2 separate regions of the Homo sapiens genome follow, and region 1 is linked to region 2. A link is a contact called in ENCODE Hi-C or POLR2A ChIA-PET data. All regions are on one chromosome and are shown on one strand. The core of a region is the stretch at or near the end of the contact, and the rest is flanking DNA. Distances in the headings are between cores, read along the strand shown. Region 1 holds the start of PIM1 (Pim-1 proto-oncogene, serine/threonine kinase). Region 2 holds the start of TBC1D22B (TBC1 domain family member 22B).

Region 1 (5,085 bases), core at 5-2,504, 88 kb after region 2:
AGGATGTTTTCGTCCTTGATGTCGCGGTGGAGCACCCCGCAGTTGTGGCAGTGCCGCACGGCCTCCAGCACCTGCCAGAAGAAGCTGCGGGCCAGCTCCTCTTGCAGGGCTCCCCTTTCCGTGATGAAGTCGAAGAGATCTTGCACCGGCTCGGGCCTCTCCAGGATCAGGACGAAACTGTCGGGCCTCTCGAACCAGTCCAGGAGCCTAATGACGCCGGAGAAACCCGAGCTCACCTTCTTCAGCAGGACCACTTCCATGGGCACTCGAGTGCCATTAGGCTGCAGGGGCGAGGGGGCCGCGTTAGGGCGGGAGTCGGGGGCGCCCCTCACCCCACCCACTCATCCTGGGGGTCGCTCCTGCAGGGCACTCACCAGCTCTCCCCAGTCGGAAATCCGGTCCTTCTCCACGTGTTTGATGGCCACCTGGAAGCCCAGGGTCTCCGTCAGGTTCCCTCGTCCGGGCTAAAGCACGCCCGTGCGCCCCCCGCCCGGCGCGCCCTCCCCACCGCGGGGCGCCCACTCACCGGCAAGTTGTCGGAGACGCGGATGCCTGAGTAGACCGAGCCGAAGCCGCCGCTGCCCAGTAGCGGGCCCACCTGGTACTGCGACTCCAGGGGCTCCTTCTCCTTGCCTAGGAAAGGGGGAAGCACGGGGACTCAGTGCCGGCCCGCGAGCCGCCAGCTCCCCACCCAGGAGATCCCGCCGCCGCCCCGCATCCCCGGGCCGGAGGCGGGGGGTGCTCTCACCGGGCGCCAGCTTGGTGGCGTGCAGGTCGTTGCAGGGCGCGGCGCGCAGGTGGGCAAGCGAGTTGATTTTGGACAAGAGCATCCCAACCTCCAGGATGTCGGCGCAGGGACGGTGCCCAGAGGAGCTGCCGCAGGAGCCGGAGCCGGGGCTGTGCCGAAGGCTATGCCTGGGGCTGTGGCTGTGGCTGTGGCTGCGGGTGGCGTTGCGGCTGTGGCTGCGGCTGGCGCGGAAGGCCGAGGGCGAGTCGGAGGACAACTGAGGGCGCTGCCGGGACTGGCGGCGGGAGGGCGCGCCAGCGGGGTCGGGCAGCGCTGAGAACGGCGGGGTGAGCGGCTCGTGGGGCTCGTGCGGCAGCGCCGCGGGGCAGGAGGCTAGTGGTTGCTGCTGCTGCTGCTGCTGCTGCTGCTGCCGGTCCCGCCGCCGCCGCTGCCACCGACTCCTCTCGGGCCTCCTCAGCCACCGCGGCCGCTGCAGCAGACGCCCGGCTCGCCCCGCAGCCAGGAGTAAAGGGGAGGAGCGCGCCGGCGGGGAGGGCGCGCGGGGAGGGCGCGGCGGGCGGGGACGGGGCGGGGCCTCTCCGGGAGGCCAAGGCGGGGAGCAGGGCTGCCGGGCCGGCCGAGGGAGGAGAGGGGGTGGGGAAGCGGCGGGACTGGGCGACTCCCCTCGGCCCCCGCCCCGCGCGCTCTGTGGCCGCGCCCCGGCCCCGCCCCTGCCAGCGCTACTCCAGCCAACCAGAGGCCGATTGATCTGCATAACTCGGCGCGCCCCGCCCCCGCCCCGCCCAGCTCTCGCGGTCAGAATGGTCTCTACGCCGCCACGACGTGGCGGGAAGGAAAAGGCGCCAAAATGGAGGGGGAGGGGCGCGGGGCGTGAGGGGAGGCGGGAGCTGGGTGTAGGGCCGCGAGGGAGGAAGGATGGGGAGGGGCGTATCGATTCAAACCCAAACAATAACAAAGCCATCAAAGGCCGCCCGAGGCCGGCTCTGCGGCTCTCCGTTTCGCTGAGGGTTTTGGGTCAAGGGCTCGAGCCGGAGCATAACAAGTTGCGCGGAGACGACGGGCGTTAGTGTGTCAGGCGGGGAGGCCGGCGCGCCGGGTGTCGGACTGTGTGTGGGGATGCCGACGAGGGTGGTCTTTCTGTGTGACTCAGACCCGAGACCTCCAAGTCGGCTGGGGCGGGCTGACGTCGCGCTGTAGGCTGGGGGCGGATTCTGGGGGTTTGTGTGTTGGGGGGCGCGTCGGGGGCGAAGGATCCGCAGGACATGAGTCACGGAGGGAGTGGAGGAGTCAGGCCTGGAACAGAACTGGAGGCGGGAGCCCCGCTCCTGCGGGAAAGGGATGCAGCCCTCAGTCGTTCCGGCCGGCTAAAAGCTCAGCCACGGGATTCCCATTTTAGAAATGCAAAAGCACCAGCGAATCCTGATTTCTGGGAAGGGATGTGTGTCAAAGGGCCGGGTAAAGAGGAAATCACGAAGCAAATGTTAGTGTTGTGATGCCAGATGCTGCCTCAGCCCCTTCTGTGAGGGCGGAAAATTCCTCATCTAAAACGAGGGTGGGAGGGTGCGCTTGATTTAACCAGTTTTCACGTTGTAGTCACCTTTTCATCAGCCTGTTATTACCAGGCAGGCAATACCAGCAATTATTGGCCAACCCCAAGTCTTGTCTCAAAGGAAACCCCCCACCCTCTGCCTCCCTTGGAAATAACCCGGAACACTGACCAATTCCACTTGCATCCTTTGTCCTTTTAAACTTCATGTAGAGTTGATAACGACGTGTGAAATGAGTAAATTAAAATACTATATAATCCATAAATTGAATTGTCAGTGGCCTAAGTAATTGAAAGCTAACTACATTCTATTTTAATTTTTTGAAGTGCCTGCCATTTAAAGGAAAAATCAGGATCCCTATAGCTGTCATTAGTGAATTTAAATGTTTCCTTTGAAAGTTTTCTACAGTGCTTGCTTTATAAAAGTGCCCAGATCCTCCACAACTTTTATGAATTTATCCTACAAAATATTACATATTTTCCTTTTGTTTGTGTACTGTGGCCGAACTCATTCATTTTTTATGACTAGGAGAAAACCCAAGGGAACAAGAATTACTCCCTTTTTGCAGATAGGAAAATGAAACATAAATAGGATGGCACAGGGTCATACAGCAGCTAAGAGAGGAGATGAAATGACCCAAATTCACCTCCTGAGTATTCAAAGCTTTCCGCTTATCAGGGTCTAAAACTGTCCTTGGCACCGAACAAGACATCATTAAACATATGTGATTCCCACTTCCATCCCTTCTACCCTCCCTTTCCTTTCTCAAACCCTCAAATGTAGTCAAACAGAACTATTCCCACTTGTTCCCACTCGCCTAGCACTTTACAGACCCTTTGCCTTTGCGGAAGCAATCAACCTGTCCTGGGAGAGCCCTCTCTACCTCTCCACTTTTATTCAAAGCCTTTCCACTCTTTAGGAAACAATTGTAGTTCTACCACAGATTGATGAACAAACTCAGAGCATTGGTTCACTGTCCACTAATCTGACAGTTGGGATTTGTTTTTTTAAATCCTTTTTGTTCATTTACTTTTCCATTATACTTTGTCTTCCTATTCCTTGAATGCCCTTTTTTTTTTTTTTTTTGAGACGGAATCTCGCCCTGTTACCCAGGCTAGAGTGCAATGGCACTATCTCGGCTCACTGCAACCTCCATCTCCCGGGTTCAAACAATTGGTTCTCCTGCCTCAGCCTCCCAAGTAGCTGGGATTACAAGCGCCCGCCACCATGCCCAGCTAATTTTTGTATTTTTAGTAGAGACGGAGTTTCACCATGTTGGCCAGGCTGGTCTCGAACTCCTGACCTTATGATCCGCCTGCCTCGGCCTCCCAAAGTGCTGGGATTACAGGTGTGAACCACCATGCCCAGCCTCCTTGGATTACAGGTGTGAGCCACCATGCCCAGCCTCCCTGAATGCATACTTTATCCAACATTTGTTGATAAAAGAGAAGACTATAATGGATTCTAACAAAAAGGCCATAATTAAAGTCAATTTATACCAAATTTAAATGAATTAAGTGGGCTTCGGGAACATAAAAGTTGGGAGCAAGGGCTTTAAACTAAGTTAGCCTGGTTTCAATTCCGGGATCTGGCAGCTACTAGTTAGGCATTGGTCAAGTTACTTAACCTTATTAAGCTTTAGACAGAATGGAGATAATAACAGCATCTACCTCATAGGGTTGTTGTAAGGAGCAAATAAAACTCTTGTTTGTAAAGCATATAACCCAGTACAGAGTAAACTTCTAATAAATATTAGCAATGATGATGGCAATAATGTTGATCGTGGTTATGATGATGATGTTTTTTAAAACGGCCTTTTTTTTTTTTTTTTTTTTTTTGAGACGGAGTCTCGCTCTGTCTCCCAGGCTGGAGTACAGTGGCGCAATCTTGGCTCACTGCAAGCTCTGCCTCCCAGGTTCACGCCATTCTCCTGCCTCAGCCTCCCGAGTAGCTGGGACTACAGGCGCCTGCCACCACGCCTGGCTAATTTTTTATATTTTTAGTAGAGACGGGGTTTCACCGTGTTAGCCATGGTGGTCCCGATCTCCTGACCTTGTGATCCACCTGCCTTGGCCTCCCAGAGTGCTGGGATTACAGGCGTGAGCCACCGCGCCCAGCCCAAACGGTCTTACACCTAGAAGGTACCAAAGGTAAACTACTGGATTAATAGTTCGATTTTTAACCATTTGGGGAGAGATGTGATTTAAAATAGTTGTTTCTAGTAGATCTTTTAGGCCTTTTAGAAAAAAAAATATGTATCAACTTCAACCTTTTTCACTTTTTCTAGGTCTTTGAAGGACTAAATATTTAATTAGAGCTAAAGTGATTAACATTTAATATATCTACTTTGTATAGTGGGGGCTTCACAGCTGGAAGTTACAAAACATGGACCTTGCTTGGCAAACAGCTTTGATTTACTTAAAACTGCTTTAAAAGATAATTAGTAAACATTCAGATGTGTTGTGGGTCAAAAGTTACTCCTCGAGAGTAGGGAACTTGATGTTTTGATTTATCGAAATATAGTCTTAATAAAATTAGCACTATTTGTGCTATCTCAAAGAATCTAACAAAGAATCAGAAAAATCACCCTAATAATTAAATGACAAGTGCTTTTGGAAGGATAAAAGGCCACAATTATGCTAACAGTTCTCTGGGAAGAGGAGCATTTATTAATATTAATTTGAACAATATCCAAATTAATCCTTAGGTGGTTTTCATATTCTGCCTGATATGGGTTTAATCAAGTCATTGTCAAAGGAATGACTTCATCCAGGGACTATATGCTTATGC
Region 2 (5,393 bases), core at 177-2,676:
TCCATATGTCTACTAGAATCCTTAATAAAATAAGACTCTTGGTGGGGCATGGTGGCTAACGCCTGTAATCCCAACACTTTGGGAGGCCAAGGCAAGAGGATCACTTGAGGCCAGGAGTCAGAGACCAGCCCTGGCAACACAGTCAGACCTTGTCTCTATTTCATTTAAAAAAAAAAAAAAAATTAAGGCTCTTACCTAGCCACTACTGACCCTCATCTCTCTCTCGCTTAAAAAAAAAAAGTCACGAGTTCAAAAGATTATCCCAGAAGGAAAAAACCTGAATCCATTAGAAAAGGTAGCACAGGGGACACAACCAAACATGAATTTCATCACCAAGTAGACTGTAGCTGGCAGAAATCTTAAATTTACGACTGAAATACACACTCTTCCTTATACTTCTCAGGACTTTGCCCAAAATAAACTGAAACAGTAAACCAACAGTAGATTGATGGATGGATAATTTGCCAAAAGTCTCAACATACACCGAAAAGAGGGTGGGGGTAGTCTTAGGGGGTCTGCTCTCCAGTTAAACAACTGAAGAATGAACGAATTTAGTGCATTTGCACAAGAAGTGCATTACAATGCAGGGGAGGAAGAAGTCACTTGGGGTTGGACAAATCCTTAGAAAATGCCAAAGGAATAACCCTGATTCTGTGGTCGTCTTGTAATAATTCCTAGTGGGAAAGGGCCAACTCAAGATAAAGTAAGGTCAGGGTTGAGAATCGTCCTCACTTTTCCTGCCTAACCCTCTCGGCAGGCGGCCCCAAACTCCCACCGGAATCCTTCGGGTAAGTGCCGACCTCAGGGATCAAGGGAAGGGGCCATCCTCGAGCGACCAACCACCTGTGCGTGGTGGAGACCCCTGAGAGGGAGTCCTAATTAGAGTGGGAAGCAGCTCTGGGGAGGAACTTCCGAGACCAGGGCCGACACTGACTATTCACCCAACTCCACTCCCCTTTACGCCCAATCTTCGGCCACCTTCCCGCTGAGGTCACCCCTCCTGAAACCTCCGCCCCCAGACCCCGGTCTACACCCACATCCAGCCGTCCCCAAAGCTCGCTGTTCGCTTCGCTGCCTGACAGCTGCCCTGCCGCCACCAGGCAGTCCCAGCTTCCCCAAACCAGTCTTCTGGCCTCTGTGGCGCCCCAGGCCCGCGGGATTCAGGGATTAGGATCTGGAAGGGTTTGGTCCAATCCCCTATCCCTCTCAGCGTCCTGGGCTCACCTCCCCGGCAGCTTAGCGCTCCTCTTCCAAAACTGCTTGCTGTTCTCAGCGGCCATTGCTCTGGCCGGGGGAAGTCCTTGTAGGCGGGCCAAGGGTTTGCCCGGCGAGATGCCCCCAGACCCCGCAATCTGAGGGCCAACCCAGGCCGCTTCCCCGCCGCCGGTCACCCGCTCCCAGCTCCTGGGGACGCCATCTTGGATGTGGGCACCCCTCCACCCAGCACCGCTGCCATTGGTGAGCTGCGCAAGCCGTGGACGGGCCGACCAATTGGGAGCCGGAATCCTGCAGGCCGCTGAAGCCGACCGGTAACGTCAGGGGCTGGGCACACAGGTGGACGGGGAAGGCGGAGCTTGGACGAGCCGAGAGGCGGGGCTCAAAGTTCCTACCCGCGAGAGGGAAGAAGCAGGTAAGGTAAGGGACCTATGGGAAGGAAGAGGGGATTATCTTCTTCGTGAGGAATGAAGTTCCTTAGTCTAATATTTCTTGGCAAGAGAGAACATACTATGTATTTATATATAGGAATCTTTCACCTAAAAGTAAGGGCCCATGTGTTGGTTGTGGCCCATTTTTAACATCTCTCAATTCAATGACACTCTGGTTATTACCCTCCTTTCCTCATTCCGTTTACATGTCCATTCGTTTTTCTGAAGGAAGGTCAGCAGGGACCCGATAGCCCGGGATTGCTAACTGTTCAACACGTGAGCAACGGTTCATCAGAGTCTCCCTCTCCCTCTGTTTATTGAAAACGATTGAAGGACTTGTGCTGTGGGTTAAAAATTCAAATGATCTAATCCCTATGTCAATCCATAACTCTCACTTTCTGACTATGCTAACAGTGTATATAGGAAATGGTTTATGATAGCTGTCCAACTCAGATTACCAAATACCATTTCTTTGAAGGACACAGTATTGCTCCATCGTGTGAATCACAAAGTTAAGGATGTATCTCCTCCCGGCCCCACCAACATCCTTAATTTCCCTTGTTAATCTATTATAAATCTTGCACCCTTGAATTTATTTTCAATCTAATTTTCCCAGACAATGAGATTTAGTATTAGCATTTTGAATCCTTTGAATGTCTTGTCAGCGTTTTTTGCTGGTTTTGAGTTTCTGTGGTTGTATTCCGTGGTGATTTGGGGAAAGAGGGAAGGCGGGCACCAGTCCAGAGTGGTTTTTGTCCCTTCGAAGGACTGTTGAGGTGGGCTGCGTGTCCCCCACCCCCACCCCCACCCTCCATTTACAGCTACCACATGTACTTCCACATATTGGAGAATACTTAAAGACCTGACCCCTGGCCCCAGCCAAAGAAGGACCTTCTTTTATATGTCCTCCAACGACGGTTTCTTCATTACTCCCATTTTCAAGCTTCTTTTGTCCCCTAATTTAAGAATTATAGGATTGGATGACAAGGGCTATTTTTACTTCCTCTGAGTCTTTCATGCTATAAAAGCATCTTATCTTCTTTATGGGCATTTAACCCAGAGAAAAAAAGCCCCTCTATTCTTTTAATTATTTTACTTGCCTTTCTCTGGCGCTTCTTTTTCTTAGGATGCAGTGACCAGCACTGCACACTAAGCCCAAAGAGGGATGTACTGAGGCTTTGTTAAGGCTGATGTTTTGTCTTTATTCTGGACAGCCAGACCTTTTGCTGGCTGTTTGGACTTTAGAAGAGTTGATGTCTTGAAAGAGTAATCTAAAACAACTTCTAGATTCCTTACCTTGGTGGCAACCAGCAGTTCAGAGTTCATTGTCTTAAAGGTATCCTCTGAATTGTCTTTCCCTATGTGAGCTGCCATACACTCATCCATGTGACAAGATACCTGCCACTTTCCAGCTTATGCACATGGCTTTAGAGATGTTCCAGAAGCTGCTCCCTATTGATTTGACATTTTACTATGTGGAAAGCAAAGTATGATTTGTGTATCTAGACATATCTCAAAATACTCCTTTTTCTTAATCTTCTATGAAATGTTAAATGACACTGATTCCCAGGGGGTGTAGTTAACAGTGCTCAACCCAGAAAAGCCCTGTTATTTCTACAGTTTGTTTTCTATATCAGTTTCCCCTCCAAGATTTTTTAAAAATTCACATCAGTTACCTTGTGATGACTTTTTAAATAGGGAAATTGAGATTGTTGGAACCTTTTTCACCACTACCACTTGGTCACCCTAATCTTCACCAACCACACACCTGCTTACAGCAGCCTGCTATTCGGCTCCCTGCTTCCACTCTTAGCCCCTTAGAGTCCATTCCCCATATACCAACCAGAGAGACCTTTTTTTTTTTTTTTGAGACCAGGTCTTGCCCTGTCACCCAAGCTGGAGTCCAGTGACATGATCTCAGCACACTACAACCTCCATCTCCTGGGCTCAAGCAATCCTCCCACATCAGCCTCCTGAGTAGCTGGGACTAACAGGCACATACCACCATGGCCAGCTAATTTTTTGTATTTTTGTAGAGATGAAGTTTCACCATGTTGCCCAGGCTGGTCCCATACTCCTGAAACTCAAGCAATCCACCACCTTTGGCCTCCCAGAGAGCTAGTATTACAGGTGGGAGCCATCGCACCCTGCCCAGAGACACCCTGTTAAAATGTAGACGATATCATGTCACTCCTCTGCTGAAAACTTTGCAATGGCCCCCATTGTACTTGGCATAAAATCCAAGCTCCTTAAAGACCCTACATGACTTGGCTCCACTCACCTCTCCAGTCTCATCTCATTATGCTTTCTTTCTTGCTTAATCTGCTGCAGCCATGCCCATTGGTCTTATTGCCTGGCTCTATTTTTCTTTAAAGCGCTATCACTACAGGCCATATTATGTACTTGTTTGTTGTCCATCTCCATCCCCTAGAGTAAAGGCCCCCTGTCTGTTGCCTGTTAGGAACCAGGCCGCACAGCAGGAGGTGAGTGGCGGGTGGGCATGCAATCATTACTGCCAGAGCTCCGCCTCCTGTCAGATCAGCAGCAGCAGCAGATTCTCACAGGAGTTTGAACCCTATTGTGAACTGCTCATACAAGGGATCTAGGTTGCATTGCGCACTCCTTATGAGAATCTAATGCCTTGTGATTTGAAGTGGAACTGTTTCATCCTTTAACCCCCCTCCCCCAAAATTTTCATGGAAAAGTTGTCTTCCCTGAAACTGGTCCCAGGTGCCAAAAAGGTTGGGGACTACTGCCCTAGAGATCGTGAACCCCACTAAGACTGGGACTTTGTTTTGTTCCCTGCTGTATCCCCAGCACCTAGAATAGTGTTTGGAACATAGTGAGTGCTTAGTAAATATTTACTGAGTGAAAGAAGGAAGAATATAAATATTTCTTGTCTTTCGATTCTATGTTGTTCACATATTTTTATGTTAGGAAAGATGATAGAAACAGTGTTTCCTAACCCCTAGTAGGATGTGTCCACTTTACCAATGACTCTACATCCTTGCCTACATCCTTGGTTGAAGAACAGTCTTCTCTGAGAAAGATTGTATTCTTCAAACTCTTTTGCAGCTTCAAAGGAATGTGCCTGTACCTGGAATGATGAGGGAGGGAGGCCACCCACCTAGTCAGGAGATCAGTTGGTAGCTGTCATCAAAGGGCTGATAGGTATGGCAGCCACCCTTGCCCAGCAAGAGGTGTAAATCATTGGTTTGAGGTTCCCAAGGGGTCCTTAGAGGCCTTCTGATGGAGGTCCTTCTTGGCAGACATTCACTGGTCCACTAGACCAGTGCTTCCTATACTATATTGCACATGTGAATCACTGAGGATTATATTAAAAACCTAGATTCTGATTCAGGAGGTCTGAGGTGGAGCCTACAACTCAGAATTTCTAACAAGCTCCCAGGTGACACTGATGCTGCTGATCCATGGACCTCACTTTATAGATCTTCTGTTACTAATACAGTATGGCCTGTGATTGTTTACTTTATCTCAAGAGTTTATTTTGAAACTGTAAGTAGAGGCTTCTGCAAGTTTTTACTTTCCCCCCCTCAACTTCATCTTCATTCAAAAGAGGGTTAAACAACTTAAAATGTGGCAAAGTATAGTTAAGGGATGAGATATGCCTGGGTTGACTGTGGACTCAAAAGAGGTAGGCATATCCCAACCCTTAGAGAAAGTTTTATGAAAGAGATAATCCTTGAGTAGGGAGAGAAAAGGAAAGAGAAAGGCCTGAAGAACTAT

What was found. Hi-C counts contacts between places; a loop is a spot of excess contacts on that map. ChIA-PET counts read pairs that join two places held with the same protein, here RNA polymerase II (POLR2A). Pooled maps may share reads with other maps.
Region 1: a map of CD8-positive, alpha-beta T cell shows a loop between it and region 2 (6-fold over the local background). The contact joins the promoter of PIM1 here to the promoter of TBC1D22B in region 2. A Hi-C loop is called at or near these places in 5 of 168 maps with a recorded cell type or tissue (CD8-positive, alpha-beta T cell, K562, endothelial cell of umbilical vein and 1 more), 3 of 37 single-sample maps with no recorded cell type and 19 of 50 pooled maps. POLR2A ChIA-PET finds 5 or more read pairs at or near these places in 20 of 52 experiments (AG04450, BJ, Caco-2 and 13 more).

Annotation. Positions count from the first base shown.
Region 1 is chr6:37,166,321-37,171,405 of GRCh38, reverse strand. It overlaps PIM1 (Pim-1 proto-oncogene, serine/threonine kinase), which reads right to left and starts at 1,254. Exons shown (of 6, transcript NM_002648.4): 1 at 749-1,254; 2 at 527-633; 3 at 375-425; 4 at 1-281. The coding sequence starts at 830. RefSeq lists silencers at 426-745, 1,006-1,785 and an enhancer at 1,411-2,009.
Region 2 is chr6:37,253,805-37,259,197 of GRCh38, reverse strand. It overlaps TBC1D22B (TBC1 domain family member 22B), which reads right to left and starts at 1,426. Exons shown (of 13, transcript NM_017772.4): 1 at 1,225-1,426. The coding sequence starts at 1,280. It overlaps TMEM217B (transmembrane protein 217B), which reads left to right and starts at 1,054. Exons shown (of 2, transcript NM_001395378.1): 1 at 1,054-1,630. TMEM217 (transmembrane protein 217) reads left to right here and starts at 1,054. Exons shown (of 3, transcript NM_001286401.2): 1 at 1,054-1,630. RefSeq lists enhancers at 424-1,059, 1,146-1,205, 1,306-1,365 and a silencer at 1,466-1,595.